Linked DNA regions of Homo sapiens: region 2 is linked to region 1. A link is a loop called in an ENCODE intact Hi-C map of the cell type or tissue named here. Cell type or tissue: PC-3. All regions are shown on one strand.

Region 1 (8,000 bases):
ACCAACCTTGCATCCTGGGGATGAAGCGAACTTGATTGTGGTGGACAAGCTTTTTGATATGCTGCTGGATTCAGTTTGCCAGTATTTTTTTTTTTTGAGAATTTTTGCATTGATGTTCATCAAGGATATTGGCCTAAAATTTCCTTTTTTTCTTGTATCTCTGCCAGGTTTTGGTATCAGGATGTTGCTGGCCTCATAAAATGAGTTAGAGAGGAGTCTTTCCTTTACAATTATTTGGAATAGTTTCAAAAGAAATGATACCAGCTCTTCTTTGTACCTCTGGTAGAATTCAGCTGCAAATCCATCTGGCCCTGGACTTTATTTGGTTGGTAGGTTATTTATTACTGCCTCATCTTCAGAACTTCTTACTGGTCTTTTCAGGGATTCAACTTCTTCCTGGTTCAGTCTTGGGAGGATATATACATCAGGGAATTTATCCATTTATGCTAGACTTTCTAGTTTATTTTTATAGAGGTGTTTACAATATTCTCTAATGATCACTTGTGTTTCTGTGAGGTCAGTGGTAATATCCCCTTTATCATTTTTATTGTATCTATTTGATTATTCTGTTTTCTTTTTTATTGTGTAGGTAGCAGTCTATCTATTTTAGTAAATTTTTTTTTCAAAAAACCAGCTCCTGGATTCCTTGATTTTTTGAAGGGTCTTTCATGTCTCTATCTCCTTCAGTTTCACTCTGACCTTACTTAATTCTCGTCTTCTGCTAGCTTTAGGGTTTGTTTGCTCTTGGTTCTCTAGTTCTTTTAGTTGTGATGTTAGGGTGTCAATTTGAGACCTTTATAGCTTTTCAATATGAACATTGAGTGCTGTAAATTTCCCTCTTAAGGCTGCTTTAGTTCCATCCAAGACATTCTGGTACATTGTATCTTTGTTCTCATTGGTTTCAAAGAACTTCTTGATTTCTGCCTTAATTTCATTATTTACCCAGGAGTCATTCAGCTGCAAGTTGTTCAATTTCCATGTAGTTGTGTGGATTTGAGTGAGTTTCTTAATCTTGAGTTCAAATTTGATTGCACTGTGCTCCGAGAGACTGTTTCTTTTGCATTTGCTGAGGAGTGATTTACCTTGAGTTATGTGATCAATTTTAGAGTAAGTGTCATGTGGCACCAAGAAGAATGTATATTCTGTTGTTTTTGGGTAAAGAGTTCTGTAGTTACCTATCAGGTCCACTTGATCCAGAGCTGAGTTCAATCCTGAATATCTTTGTTAATTTTCTGTCTCCATGATCTTTCTAATATTGACAGTGGGTGGTAACATCTCCCACTACTATTGTGTGGGGGTCTAAGTCTCTTTTAACATCTCTAAGAACTTGTTTTATGAATCTGGGTGCTCCTGTACTAAATGCATATATATTTAGGATAGTTAGTGCTTCCAGTTAAATTGAACCCTTCACAATTTTTTAATGCCCTTCTTTGTCTTTTTTGATCTTTGTTAGTTTAAAGTCTGTTTTGCCAGAGACTAGAATTGCAGCCCTTGCTTTTTTCTGCTTTCCATTTGCTTGGTAATTTTCCTCCAACACTTTATTTTGAGTCTATGTGTGTCTTTGCACATGAGATGGGTCTCTTGAATACAGCACACCAGTGGATGGTTTTTCCTTTCCATATTTAGTGCTTCCTTCAGGAGCTCTTGCAAGGCAGGCCTAGTGGTCACGAATTCCCTCAGCATTTGCTTGCCTAAGAAGGATTTTATTTCTCCTTCACTTATGAAGCTCAGTTTGACTGAATATGAAATTCTGAGTTGGAAATTCTTTTCTTTAATAATAATGAATATTGGCCCCCAGTCTCTTCTGGATTGTAGGGTTTCTGCTGAGAGGGCTGCTGTTAGTCTAATGGGCTTCCCTTTGTAGGTGACCTGGCCTTTCTTTGCCTTTCTTTCTGGCTACCCTTAATGTTTTTTTCTTCATTTTGACCTTGGAGAATTTGATAATTATGTGTCTTGCAGTTGATCTTCTCATGGAGTATCTTACTGGGATTCTCTGGATTTCCTGAATTTGAATGTGGGCCTGTCTTGCTAGGTTGGAGTAGTTCTCCTCGATGATATCCTGAAGTACATTTTCCAACTTGGTTCCGTGCTCCCCATCCCTTTCAGGTACCCCAATCAGTCATAGGTTTGGTCTTTTTAAATAATCCCATAGTTCTTGGAAGTTTTGTTTGTTCCTTTTTATTCTTTTTTTCTCTAATCTTGTATGCCTGTCTTATTTCAGCAAGATAGCCTTCAAGCTCTGAAATTCTTTCCTCCACTTGGTCTATTCGGTTATTGATATTTGTGGTTGCATTGTGAAGTTCTCATGTTGTGTTTTTCAGTTCCATCAGATCATTTATATTCCTCTCTAAACTGGTTATTCTGGTTAACACTTCTGTAATGTTTTATCATGTTTCTTTACTTCTTTGCATTGGGTTAGTACATGTTCCTTTAGCTCAGCAAAGTTTATTACTATCCATCTTCTGAAGCCTACATCTGTCAGTTTATCCATTTCAGCCTTTGCCCAGTCCTGTATCCTTGCTGGAGAGGTATTGCGATCATTTAGAGGAGAAGAGGAACTCTGGCATTTTTTTGCATTTTCAGCATTTCTTTCATTGATTCTTTCTCATCTTCATGAGTTTGTCTAGCTTCGATCTTTGAGGCTGCTGATCTTTGGACGGGGTTTTTGTGGGGTCTTTTGTGTTGATGTTGTTTTTGTTGCTTTCTGTTTGTTTTTCTTTTAACAGTCAGGCCTTTCTTTCATAGGGCTGCTGCAGTTTGCTGGGGGTCCACTCCAGATCCTATTCTCCTGGGTCCCTCCTGTACCTGGAGGTGTCACTAGTGTAGGTGCCTCCCTTGGCTGGGGGTGGGAGCTTCTCTTGCCCTGTGTGGCTCCTGGGTGGGCCATCACACTGCCTAGCTTTCCTTGCTCTCTGTGGTTGCGCCAACTGCCTATCAGTCTCATTGACGGAACCTGGATATCTTAGTTACTGGTGCAGGATTCACTTGCTGTTTTTATTCTTCTTGATGGGCGCCTTTGACCAGAGCTGTTTCTAGTTGGCCATCTTGGCCCAAAGAGTGAAGGATTCTACAGCAGGGAATCACATAATGAAAGTGTGCATTTTGGGAGGTATGGAAAAATGAAGAGGTAGGCTCACAGTTGATAGTTTATTTAAGAATCAATAATAATTTATGTGAAAACAACAATGACAGTGACAGCAGAAAAAAAGTAAAGTTGAGAGCCAATAAGGTCAAATTCAATGATACTTTTCAAACTGTATATTGCTACCAATTAGTGAGTGGTAAAACTAGTTTTGTGGGCCTTACCTAGTATTTTCTGTTTGTCTGCATTTGTGTTGTTCATTTTATGATCTTTTTCCATATCTATATGTAGTAATAAAATATTTGATATTTATGCTTTTACTTTATCAGACATAAAAATAAATATTCTTTTATAAAACCTTGTTCCATTTATATGCATATGTATGGAGTGTCTCTGTGTGTATGTGTGTGTGTGTGTATGTGTACTAGGTGAGCATAGAATATGTATTTCAGAGACAGAATACTGTAAAGGCTAAGTCAAGAGCATGAAAATTGGACCACATTGCCTGATACGTGACGTTAGTAAACTTACTTAATTATTTTCTTTTTTTTTTGCCTCAGATTCCTTATCTGTAAAATGAGATATCTGTAAAATGAGATAGGGAACGAGTCACCTACATTTTTAGGAAGATTTTACTTGGTAACCTGTATCAGGTCTATATATGTTATTCCTTTCGTGTTTTTCTCCAATATTATACAATTTTTCAGCCAGAAATTTTTCTGTAAGGCATTAGGTCTATGATAATAAATCTTTCTCACATGAAATATACCTGTGAATTTGCCTTAGTGGTTTGTTGACTCAAATAAACACGCAAAAATATAAGAAAGTTACAAAATAAGACTACTATTGAAAGAAGAGAGCATAAGGAATCTATAAAAAGTCTTCTAAATTTTCCTAGAAGCAATAGAATCTTGGATTAAATTTTACTTTATATATGTGAATATTTATTTATTTATTTATTTATTTATTTATTTTAGAGGTAGGAGTTTTAAATGGTAAAGTGGAAACAGAGGCATCAATTTTATTTCCTTTTTTTTTCTTTTGAGATGGAGTCTGGCTCTGTTGCCCAGGCTGGAGTGCAGTGGCGCGATCTCAGCTCACTACAACCTCCACCTCCTGGGTTCAAGTGATTCTCCTGCCTCAGCTTCCCGTAGCTGGGATTACAGGCGCCCACCACCACACATGGCTAATTTTTGTATTTTTGGTAGAGATAGGGTTTCACTATGTTGGCCAGGCTAGTCTTGAACTCCTGACCTCAGGTGATGTGCCCGCCTCAGCCTCCCAAAGTACTGGGATTACAGGCATGAGCCACAGCACCCGGCTGAGAATTTACTTATGATAGGAAAAAAAATGATTTAAGAAAAATGTTATTTGGTTCTTAAAACACCATTGATAGTTAAAATGAAGTACAAAAGAATCCACCTATCTCCCTTGACTATGTAAGAAGTTCTAGCTTAAGGCTCTATTTATTTCAGAACAATTATCTAAACTTGGAGCATTGGTGTTAATTTAGTCTCCAGCTAAAGGTTAACTTCAGCTGTGATAGGAACAAATAAGTAAGCACATATTTCTTTCTTTTCACTTGACTTGGGCTGGGTGTACTTTGATGGTGGAGGAGGGTGCAGGTGCCTGTGGATACAAATGACAGAAGAGATCAGCCATTAAGGATTTAAAGACCCTAACTTGTGTATGTTGCGCCCTCTGCTGGTTACTAAAAACCAGAGTCAAGAAGTGTCTATGGACAATGAAGTAAAAAAATCTATAAATATTCTTAGTACTCTCAAATATGCATTCATTGTAGAATGGGCATTAAACTTTTTTTCTACATCAAATTAGGGTATTCAGAGGATTACAGCTCTTTTATTTGTAATGCATAATTCAGTTTACACATGACTTTGGTTGGCTATGGCTAACACATAGAAACAGCACAACAGAAAAGCTGGTTATGTGGAAATACAACTTTCAAAACAGTTAAAATGGGAATTATTTATTTGAATAACAAAAACTATAATTATGTGTTTCCTTTAAATAACCACTTCTCATAGAGATATGTAAAATGTTTAAATTATGTTATTCTACTTATATTAAATACTTATAATAGTTTAATTCAAATGCACAGTTGAAAAATACCTCCATTGGGGGAAGAAACCATTTTAGGACTCCACATACATTATGTTGACTCATTTCTTACATGGAGAGGAAGCAAGCAACCAGGAAACCAGATTGAGAAACTGAGTTAGAGTTAAGTAAGTCCTGTCCTCGCATGAAGAAGAGCTACCTCAACACCTCTTGCCTCAGTTGGAATTAGTCCAGGGCATTGGACCAGTGTTGAGTTCATAGGTGAGCACCAGGTAGCTCAAACTGTGGGGCTCAGGTGGAAGCACTGGCAAACTTGATGCCTGTGCCTGAAATCCATTCTCTCTGAATGCCTTTCTGATTTCCTACGGGGAGAGTTAATAAGAATGCCTTTCCTTTACTTATTAAAAAGATGAGGTACAAATTATATGTGACTTAGACACTTTTCATCAAAGACCACAAAGAAGAAGAATTCATTCTGGCCCTACCCTTTTGAGGTAAGTGTTCACTTTTATTGTAATCACAATTACTATAAAGTAACTGCAGAAGTTAGCATTGATCCTAAAGCGTATATTGAAGCTAGAACATGAGGGAACAGGGACTAATCTCTCACAGTGGTCTACAAATTACAGATCTTATTGAATACTCTCTCTCCAGTGTGCATATATGGCCACTATTTTAACTGTTAAAGAGACTTCCAGTCACACACTGGAGGGGGAAAAAGACAGAGTAATATCCAGAAAAACAGCACACTAGACTCCATTCTGACCACAAGTCCCTGGATATGGCTGCCAGTGACGTGAATGAAAGAGACTCATGCCAGTAGAAACAAGGCCATGGGCAGGGAGATGTCTTAGCACTACTTAAGGCAAGTCATGGTGGGAGGAGTCAGCCAGGCAGTCAACATTTACCTTTGCCTGTAGTGCAAAAGCAAAATCAGACAGTGATGAATATTTTTTTCTTTTTAGAGAAAGGAATAAACAAGGAGAAGGAGTGATTGTCATTCTTTTAAGACCTGGAATAGGAGAGAGAGATTCACATACCATGTAGTGTGTGTGTCTGTGTGTGTGTGTTTACACACACCTACACATGAGCAGCAGAAACATATTAGCAACTCATTAGTAACATGTCCTTTACTAAATATTAGGGCCTCATTTCTTTCTCTGTAAAAATAAGAGGTTAGGTTAGTTAAATGTAGTATAGGCCTTAAAGTCTATGAGTCTGTACATCCAGCCAATTTTACTTGTTTATAAAAATGTTTTGGAGGAAAAGCTGAAAATATTATGAAATTGGCAGTGACAGGAATCAGCCAATCTCTCTCAAGGAAGTTTCATGAAGGAAATGTATCTATGTTTATTTGTTTGTTTGTTTTTTGAGACGGAGTCTCATTCTGTCGCCAGGCTGGAGTGCAGTGGCACGATCTTGGCTCACTGCAACTTCCGCCTCTGGGTTCAAGTGATTCTCCTGCCTCAGCCTCCTGAGTAGCTGGGACTACAGGCACGCGCCACCATGTCCAGTTAATTTTTGTATTTTTAGTAGAGACAGGGTTTCACCATGTTGGCCAGGATGGTCTCTATCTCTTGACCTCGTGATCCAAGTGCCTTGGTCTCCCAGAGTGCTGGGATTACAGGTGTGAGTCACGGTGTCCGGCTGTGGACCTATGTTTATGAAGATTCTTATCTAAATTTGGCACCTAATACATAAATTATCAGAATCTAGATAACCAACAGAAAGGTTTTCTTTGAATTATTTTTAAAAATAAGTTGACAAAACCTTAAATAGAGTTTTAAAAGAAAGGAGAAGCTGAGTTTGAGAGGATTGGGGTGGGTATGACAAGCAAGGGAAATGACATAGTTTAGAATTTTAAAGAGGGAAGTTCACTTGAAATTAATGAATGCAGTTTTCTACTCAGACACAATTCCAGTCATGAAAAACCTGGATATATTTTAGGGGAAATTATCCACAAACTACAATAAAACCATCATTCCATTAAATAATGTTAACTAACTAGTATTAAGACTTGAGAGTGACAGTGAGTGAGTGTTAGCCAGGTAAATAAAGGTAGAAAAGGCACTCCAGAAAGAGGAAACACCACAACCAAAGGCAAGAAGATTTCAAGAGGCACGGAGGGTGGGGGGCATTGCAGGCATTTCCATATTATGAAAACATAGATTATGAAATAGGGAATAGTGTAGTGGCAAATATAACTGAAATGGTGGTATTTATGTCATGTTCTATGCCAAGCTAAGAATCTTGAGATTTATTCCATTGCTAGTAAGGGCCTTAAGCAAGCTAGTAGTACAGCACAATTAAAGCAACCCAGCCAGAGCACGGAGGCTGTATTTGAAGGCAGCAGGGCTAGAAGCAGGCTCTTTTAATAGCCAAGTAATGATTCTTAAGTTGGGATCTAGGCACAAATAGAAGGCAAAGAGGAGAAGGAGGACATGAATAGGAATTTTCAGAACATAAAAACAGCAGAATTTGCTTAATTGTTTGGTTCTATAAAACAATAGAGAAAACTCCCCAGATTTTTGATTCCAGTAACCATTGACAGAGATCAGGAACATAGGGAAACAACAGGGCGGTGGATGAAGAAGAATATGATGAGTATGCACATGACTGTGGCTGTGTTGAACATGGATTGCATGTGAGTTATCTAGATGACTATGCCTAATAGATGCCATGTTTAAAGAACAGAGGCTCAGAGACAAAATAAATTGACAATCACTATCAAAGATTGAATACTACCTAAACACAGTGTTTAAATTATTGGATAGAATTTCATTTAAATTCAATACAATTTAAACTTTTTTGTATGGTTGTTTGTTTGTTTTTGTCATCA
Region 2 (8,000 bases), 790 kb before region 1:
TAAAAGGCTTATAAGCCAATAATGGATGTAAAATAAAACAATTAGAAGCTGAATACTTTATTTTTAAAAAAAAGCACCATTTGTAGTATTATTCCCAAATCTAAAATTGTTAGGAAAAAAATTCAGCAAAACATGTATAAAAACTATATGAAAACTACAAAATGCTGCTGAAATGTTAAAAGACCTAAATAAATCAATAAATATACACTATACTTGTATTAGTTTGTCCTCACACTGCTATAAACAACTACCTGAGACTGGATAATTTATGAAAAAAACAGGTTTAATTGGCTCACGGTTCTGTGGGCTGCATAGGAAGCATAATGTTGGCATCTGCTCAGCTTCTGGGGAGCCCTCAGGAAAGCTATAATCATAGCAGAAGGCAAAGGTAGGAGCCAGCACTTCACATGGCTGGAGCAGGAGGAAGAGAGAGTGTGGGGAGTGGGAGTGCTACACACTTTTATGCAACCAGATCTTGCAAGAACTCACTATCACGAGAACAGTACCAAGAGGGAAACCTGCCCCCATGATCCAATCACCTCCCACCAGACCCCACCTTTAACACTGGGGATTACAATTTGACATGAGATTTGGGTGGGGATACAGATCCAAACCATATCAATGCTCATAGATTGGAAGATAGTATTTTGTTAATACATCAGTTCTCCCGAAATTGATCTGTAAACTCAGTGCAATTCCAATCGAAATCCCAGCAAGCTTGCGTTTGAGATAATTGACAAGCTTATTCTAAAGTTTATGTGGAAATGCAAAGAATCTAGACTAGCCAAAAGAATTTTATGAAATAAAACATACTTAGGGAACTTATATTACTTAATTTAAGTCCTTAACTGTGTTTTTGAATGTTATACCTTTATAGTACTAGTGTAAAGATAGACATACATGGATCAATGAAAATAATATATGATACAGAAATGACCCACATGTATGTGGTCAGTTGATACAAATGAAAACTTCTGGTTTTTAAAAGGCTTAATTGAGAACATGAAAAGTCAGGCCACAGGCTGGGAGAAAATATTTCCAGTCCATATATCTGACGTAGGACTTGTTTCCAGAGTATAGAAGAACTCTTACAACTCAGTAGGAAGAAGACAAGCTATTCATGTAAAGAATGGGTAAAAAGTTGGAGCAGATGCTTCACAAAAGAAAATATATGAATGACCAAGAAGCATAAAAAAAGCTGCTCAACACTATTAGTCATCAAGAAATTTCAAATTAAAACCACAATGAGATACTATTACCTAGTTACTAGAATGCTAACATTGAAAAGATTGACAGTATCAAGTGTTGGCAAAGATATGGAGCAAGTTAAACTTTTATACATTGCTCATGAAAATGTAAAATAGCTTTACCTCTTTGGCAAACTGTCTGGTTGTTTCACTTTTTTATTTTATTTTATTTTATTTTATTTTATTTTATTTTATATTTTATTTTATTTTATTTTATTTTATTGTATTTTATTGTATTTTATTTTATTGTATTTTATTGTATTGTATTGTATTGTATTGTATTGTATTGTATTGTATTGTATTGTATTGTATTGTATTTTATTTTATATTTTATTTTATTTTATTTTTGAGATGGAGTCTTGCTCTGTTGCCCAGGCTGGACTGCAGTGGCATGATCTCAGCTCACTGCAACCTCCACCTCCCGGGTTCAAGCAATTCTCCTGCCTCAGCACTCCCGACTAGCTGGGATTACAGGCGCGCACCACTCTATGCCTGGCTAATTTTTGAATTTTTAGTAGAGACAGGGTTTCACCGTCTTGGCCAGCCTGATCTCAAACTCCTGACCTCAGGTTATCTGCCTGCCTTGGCCTCCCAAAGTGCTGGGATTACAGGCATGAGCCACTGTGCCTGGCCTGTTTCACATAAAGTTAAATATATACTTTATTGTACAATCTCACAGTTTTATTCCTAGATACTAATTCAGAAGAAATGAAAACATTATATCCACACAAAGACTGTTCCAACAATGTCTCTAGCAGCTTTATTAATAGTGTCCATGAACTGGGACAACCTAAATGTTCATCAGCAGGTGAATGAATGAATAAATTGTGGTATATCCATACAATAGTATTCTCTTGAGCAGTAAAAAGAAATGATTGACATCTCAGAAACATGCTAAGGGAAAGAAGTCAGGAAGAGTACATACCGTCTGATTCCAATTTTATAAATCTGTCTAAAGACAAATTAATCCATAGTGACAGAAAAAATCAGTAGTTGTCTGGGGTCAGCAGTTGGGGTAGATTTCCCGAGAAAGGGGCACAGAAAACTTTTTGGATTGACAAAAATGTTCTTTATTGTGATGGTTGTGGTTGTATTTACATGAGTATATACATTTCTCAAAACTCATCAGAAAGTATGCTTCAAGTGGGTACGTTTTTTGATATATAAATCACACACCAGTAAATTTGATTAAAAAAACAAAGTTTTGAGTGCTTGTCAAATGTAAAATAATTCTATATTCGTTTCATATATCTTTATATGTGTTCATGATGTCTTTGTGTTCTGAATTTGCTGTTATATTGCAAGTTAATTGACAGATAATTTAGATTTCAGTAAAATTTTGAATCTGGATATTATGTATTTTCGGGTCTTGGTTATTTTATCACTCTGTCAGCCTTCTTTAGTAACTCTTGTGCATCACCTGTAGGATAGTAGCAGAAGTCCCCAGTCTTTTTTTTTTTTTTGAGGTGGAGCCTCACTCTGTTGCCCAGGCGGCTGGAGTGCAGTAGCACGATCTTGTCTCATTGCAATCTCCACTTTCCAGGTTCAAGTGATTCTTGTCCCTCAGCCTCCTGAGGAGCTGGGGCTACAGGTGTGCGCCACCATGCCTGGCTGATTTTTTGTATTTTTAGTAGAGATGGGGTTTTGCCATGTTGCCCAGGCTGATCTTGAACTCCTGGGCTCAGGCGATCTTCCTGCCTTGGCCTCCCAAAGTGCTGGGATTACAGGCCTGAGCCACCATGCTCAACCTTGAGTGGCTTTTAAATTCAGAAGTCTTACCTTAGAGTATTCATGATTCTTTTTAACAAAAATCTGGTTTACTCTTCTACCCAACCCCCAAGAAATTTTGGTGCTTAATAGAGATGGTATAGTGAGTATAGTGGTTAAGAGTGTAGATTTTGAAGTCAGATTACCTCCATTCAAATCCCAACTTTATCATTTCTATCTGCATAAACTTTGGGTAGTTATTTTTTGTCAATTTCTACCTCATAGGTCAAATGGTGATACATATCTTATAGAATTTTGGAGGATTAAAGAGCAAAGTCCATGTAAAAGCATGCTACCTAGCACCTAATAAGCACCAAGTGAATGTACTTTAGATATAATATTTTAGGATTTTATATGTTCTTGGTATATTTCCTGTAGTAGTAATATATATTTTTGTAAATTATTTTGTTCAAGTGGCTTTTTCTAGAATTATTACAAACTAGGTTATACCTTCTCAAGAGTCACGGTGTTAGTCCCAACTTTGACATCTTGGCTTTTAAAGTTTCAGCCACTAGATGGTGATATTTGACTGTCTAGCTAACTGGTCTGATTTTTCTGTTAGAATCAGTTGTATGTGTATGAAGCAGGAATATAAATTAGAATTTACCATGCATTTTGTTCTTGTCTAGGAAAGTATACCTACTAATGTAAATTTGAGGGTGATCTTGCTGTGTGACCCACATTCTGCAGATTACTCACATCAGTATATTTAATGACAGTGGTTTTGCCTCATGCTCTGTGGAAAAACATAGATACAGTCAGTGTAGAATGACTTTATTTTCTCACCAGCACATCTTCCAACCTTACTGTATTTGTGCCTATATGATCTGTCATCATTCCATTGTAATTATCAAAGGCCCACCACTCCACTTGTACTCTAGACCCCATCCCCTTGTGCCTTCTCAGGAACGTTGTTCTGAAATTGTCCTCTCATTTTTATATAATCTGTTTCTTCTTTTCTCTCGGTCCTTCTTGCTGGCATGCAAACATACCCTGATAACATCCATTTAAAAAGCTTCTCTCCAAATGCTCTGCCATTTCTCTGCTCCCACTGCACTACAAACTCCATTTCTTGATGAACCATCCAGTCATATTTCTGTCCCCATGAATCCACTGAAACTGCTTTTGTAAAGGTTATCAGTGACCTCCATGTTGTCAAATCCAGTCATCACTTCTCTGTTGTCATTTATTGTGCTTCTCATCATTCAGCACAGGTGACCACAGTCTTCCTAAATACACTGCTCTCTCATCTTCCACACCACCATGCTATCATGCTTGTCCTTGTCTCCATGTCCTCTCCTTTTTAATCTTTGCTTGCTCCTTTCCTTTTGCTCTCCAGATCAACAATCATCTGTGTTTGTGGAGCTGTTGCCAGCTTAACATAGACCTTGTATTTATTCTTCTTTCTTCATGGCTTACTTCTGTTTTTCCCTCACTCTTGATTGCGTGGGATCCTATCCACTCAATAAAGATTTAGCCAGTAAGCTTTGGCCTCAGGCTCTGTTTTCCAGGTAACCCAAATTATCCTGGATTTCTTTCTTTTTTTCACTCATACCAAGTCCAAGTTGAGCCAACTGTACATTTTCAGTGTGTTGTAAATCTTTTTTCCTCTTTCTGTTTTCACTTCTATCCTTATCTAGGGTTATCTCATACCTAAATTACTTTGGTTGTCTCATATCTAGCCTTCCTGTGTACATTTTTGTACCCTTACTGTCTATTCTTCTGGGTCTGACTGATCTTTTAAAAATGTAAATCAATAATTCATGTCTCACTGTTGTATAAAAACTCTGTGGATTCTTCATCACACATACAATTAAATCCACATGCATAACTATGGCTTATTGTATTCTCTGTGATCATGGCTTCGGCCCACCTCCCTGACCTCTGACTTCCTTTCCTCTGGTTTTATTTCCTTTCCACAAAACATGGTTTGGTCCTGCCCCAGGTTCTTCCCTTTGCCTGGAATGGACCTTCTCCAGATTTTCAGTTGTCTGACCACGTTTTGTCACTCAGGTCTCAGCTTGAATGCGTTCCTAGGAAGACCTTTCTTGACCGCCCATTCCGAATAGCCACTTGGTCACTCCCTATCACATTCCTCCATTTGTCTTTTATCACGGCACTTATATTTTAACTGTTTGTTATCTTTCTTTCCCTGTCCCCTTCTAACATGCATACACTTTAGAAAGTAAGATCTGGAAGAATAGTAGGGACCTTTTATATCTTGTTGGGTGCTGCATCCTTAGTACTTATTACTAGAATTCTACCTGTCCCAGGGTAGGTGCCCAGTAAATATTTATAAAGTGAATAAGCTGTTAACTATATAGCTCATTAAATTTAAAGCCACAGTAAATTAGAAGTCTAATTGGGAGTAAAGTAGCTAAACACATTGACATTTCTATTTGGTAAATGAGTGTGCTATCTAACTTATTTAGCTTGATCACCAGCTGTTCTTTACCTCAGTATAGGGCATTATCTCATCCTGCCCTGTTGTAGTCCATGGAACTATTCCCTTTGCTTCCTTCCTTGTGCTACTTCAGTTGCATACTGTTAAGATTGTCCTTAAACTGGCGGAATCAGACTTTGGTCATTTATTAACCACAGTGACTTTAAACCAAGTTTTTATCTTTTAATGCTTCCTATCCAACAGCTGCAGTAGGGCTGTGTCTGTTCAGTCTGTTCCAAACTGAAGTTGAATTAAGAGATATGCTGCAGAAATTATGAGAGACTATTGATTTGTTCAGTGCCAAGTTTCCTGTGATCTAAAAATGGAGGAACTAAGTGGTGCCACCCTTTGTTTGCAGGCCAACAGAAGTAAACCAAAGAGAAATGAGAAGGGGGAAGAATTGAATAAGTTGATGATAGTGAAGTAAATACCCACCATTTCTTGCTTTGTTTAGCATGGAAAACAGCTCACTTGTTCCTTTAAACCTTTATAGGCCTCGTTGGCAACAAAGCACATTTCATTGAGGGATGCCTCTGCTGGCAGCAATGGTTATGCTTTCAAAATAAAAGACAGTGCAGTTGAGAAGAGAGGACATTTTTCTTTTTTCTCAAATCTGTAAGCCTGTGTTTACACGTGTGTGTGTGTATGTCTGTTTGTATGTATATGCACACATGCATACCTGCCTAATAAAAAGAAAAAACTAGTGATGGTCATTGTCACCTTGAACCTCTTAGTTTATTTCGTACTTGGGACAACTTAAGCTTAGGAACATAAGCAGCTTTGTGGGGTTGGGGACGGGATAAGCCATCCTGTTCTCAGCAGTAGTGCTAGTGGTATTTTCAGCAAGACAGCTCTTTATTGTGCAGGCTTGCTCTTTGCCTTGAAGAATGTTAACATCCCTGACCCTCTGCCACTAGTTCCTCCAAGTCACAGTGATGACCACAAATGCCTTCTATGGGGTGATAACTTCCTCTGGTTGAGTTGGGCAGAAAATAGGACTGGAAGTAAAAAGTAAATTTGACAAATATGATAAGCTTTTAACAGTGGTTGGGCCAAGTAGATCTAGGGTTGGCAAACTTTATTTATAAAAACAACCTGTTTTTATAAATAAAGTTTTACTGGGACACAGCAATGCCCATTTTTTGAATGCATTGTTTATGGCTTATTTTGGGATACAGTAATAGAGTTGAATAGTTGTGATAGACTGTATGGTTCACAAAACCTAAAATGTTTACTATATGGACCTTTACTATGCCACCCCTTGCTCTAGAGACCAAAGACCTTCAGCCCCTTCCTCAAAAGCTGTCAAAGACTCCTGAAACCTCAAACATCCAGGTTCTTAAGGTCCCTCTGCTAAACGTAGAATTCTCATGTTTTTGTTTTTTTCTACCTATATTCACATTCCCCTAGTCTTGGGATTTCTTATAATTTCTATATATGAAATAATGAACGGAACAAAGTAAGAATTTACATTTTTACCACTTTTGTCTTAGGATAGAATTTGTTTTTATTACCATTTTTTTTTCCTGTGTGTTAAGAGCATGCTACATCTGTCCCCTCTTTTCTTGCTTTATATGCTGCTCTCTGCTGCCTTCAGGACTTGGAGAAGGTAGGACAAATGAGGTAGATAGAATCTGTTATATTAGGCCGGGCGCGGTGGCTCATGCCTATAATCCCAGCACTTTGGGAGGCCGAGGCGGGCAGATCAGTTGAGGTCAAGAGTTCAAGACCAGCCTGGCCAACATGGTGAAACCCCATCTCTACGAAAAAACAAAAATTAGCCAGGTGTGGTGGCATGTGCCTGTAGTCCCAGCCACTCGGGGGGCTGAGGCAGGAGAATCGCTTGAACCTGGGAGGTGGAGGTTGCAGTGAGCTGAGATCATGCCACTGTACTCCATGTACTCCAGCCTGGGTGACAGAGCAAGACTGTCTAAAAAAAAATCTGTTATATTAGTACCTTCTACATTCCCAGAAATGTTCTGGGTACTGTAGAGCATATAAACAAATCTACCCTTTGGTTCCTGAACTCATTAGAGAAGAGAAGACAAAAATACAAGGAGGAATTAGAGCAGAACTAAATGGGAGGCATACTTGATATAGTTACAGAAAGTATTGGTCTTGTATTTTTAAGAGCTAGCTTTAAATCCTGTCTTTTGCAGGACTTGGACAGTCCTTTAGCTGCTCTCAACCATTGGTTCCTCATCAATAAAGTGAGAACAAGTAATGCCAAACTTGAGGCTAGGCATGGTGGCTCACCCCTGTAATCTCAGCACTTGTGGAGGCCAAGGCAGGAGGATTGCTTGAGGCCAGAAGTTTGAGACCAGCCTGAGCAACATAGTGAGACCCTGTCTCTACAAAAATAAAAAAATAAAAAAATTAGCTGGCCATAGTGGCATATGCCTGTAGTCCTAGCTACTCAGTAGGCTGAGGTGGGAGGCCCTTGAGCCCAAGAGTTCAAGGCTGCAATGAGCTGTGATCATGCCAGTGCAACGGAGCAAGACTCTGTCTCTCAAAATAATTTTTAAAAAAGCAAATAACACCAA

What was found. A loop is a pair of places that touch in the nucleus more often than their neighbours do. Peaks named below come from ENCODE experiments on the same cell type or tissue, not always from the same donor. Only the 100,000 strongest peaks of a DNase experiment are listed, where the experiment ranks them.
Region 2: a loop joins it to region 1, with 9 times the contacts of the local background. A loop is called at or near these places in 56 of 110 quality-filtered maps.

What each region holds. Positions count from the first base shown.
Region 1 is chr5:39,945,852-39,953,851 of GRCh38, reverse strand. No RefSeq gene overlaps it. Among named protein-coding and RNA genes, the nearest start is that of LINC00603, 100 kb to the left of the region's middle. In PC-3, a CTCF peak has its summit at 4,783 (motif pointing left); a DNase peak (open chromatin) is centred at 4,771.
Region 2 is chr5:40,732,010-40,740,009 of GRCh38, reverse strand. The region is part of intron 2 of TTC33 (tetratricopeptide repeat domain 33); the gene reads left to right. It also overlaps a transcript of PTGER4 not described here. Among named protein-coding and RNA genes, the nearest start is that of TTC33, 20 kb to the left of the region's middle. In PC-3, a CTCF peak has its summit at 3,535 (motif pointing right); DNase peaks (open chromatin) are centred at 3,519 and 4,819; H3K27ac peaks cover 959 bases.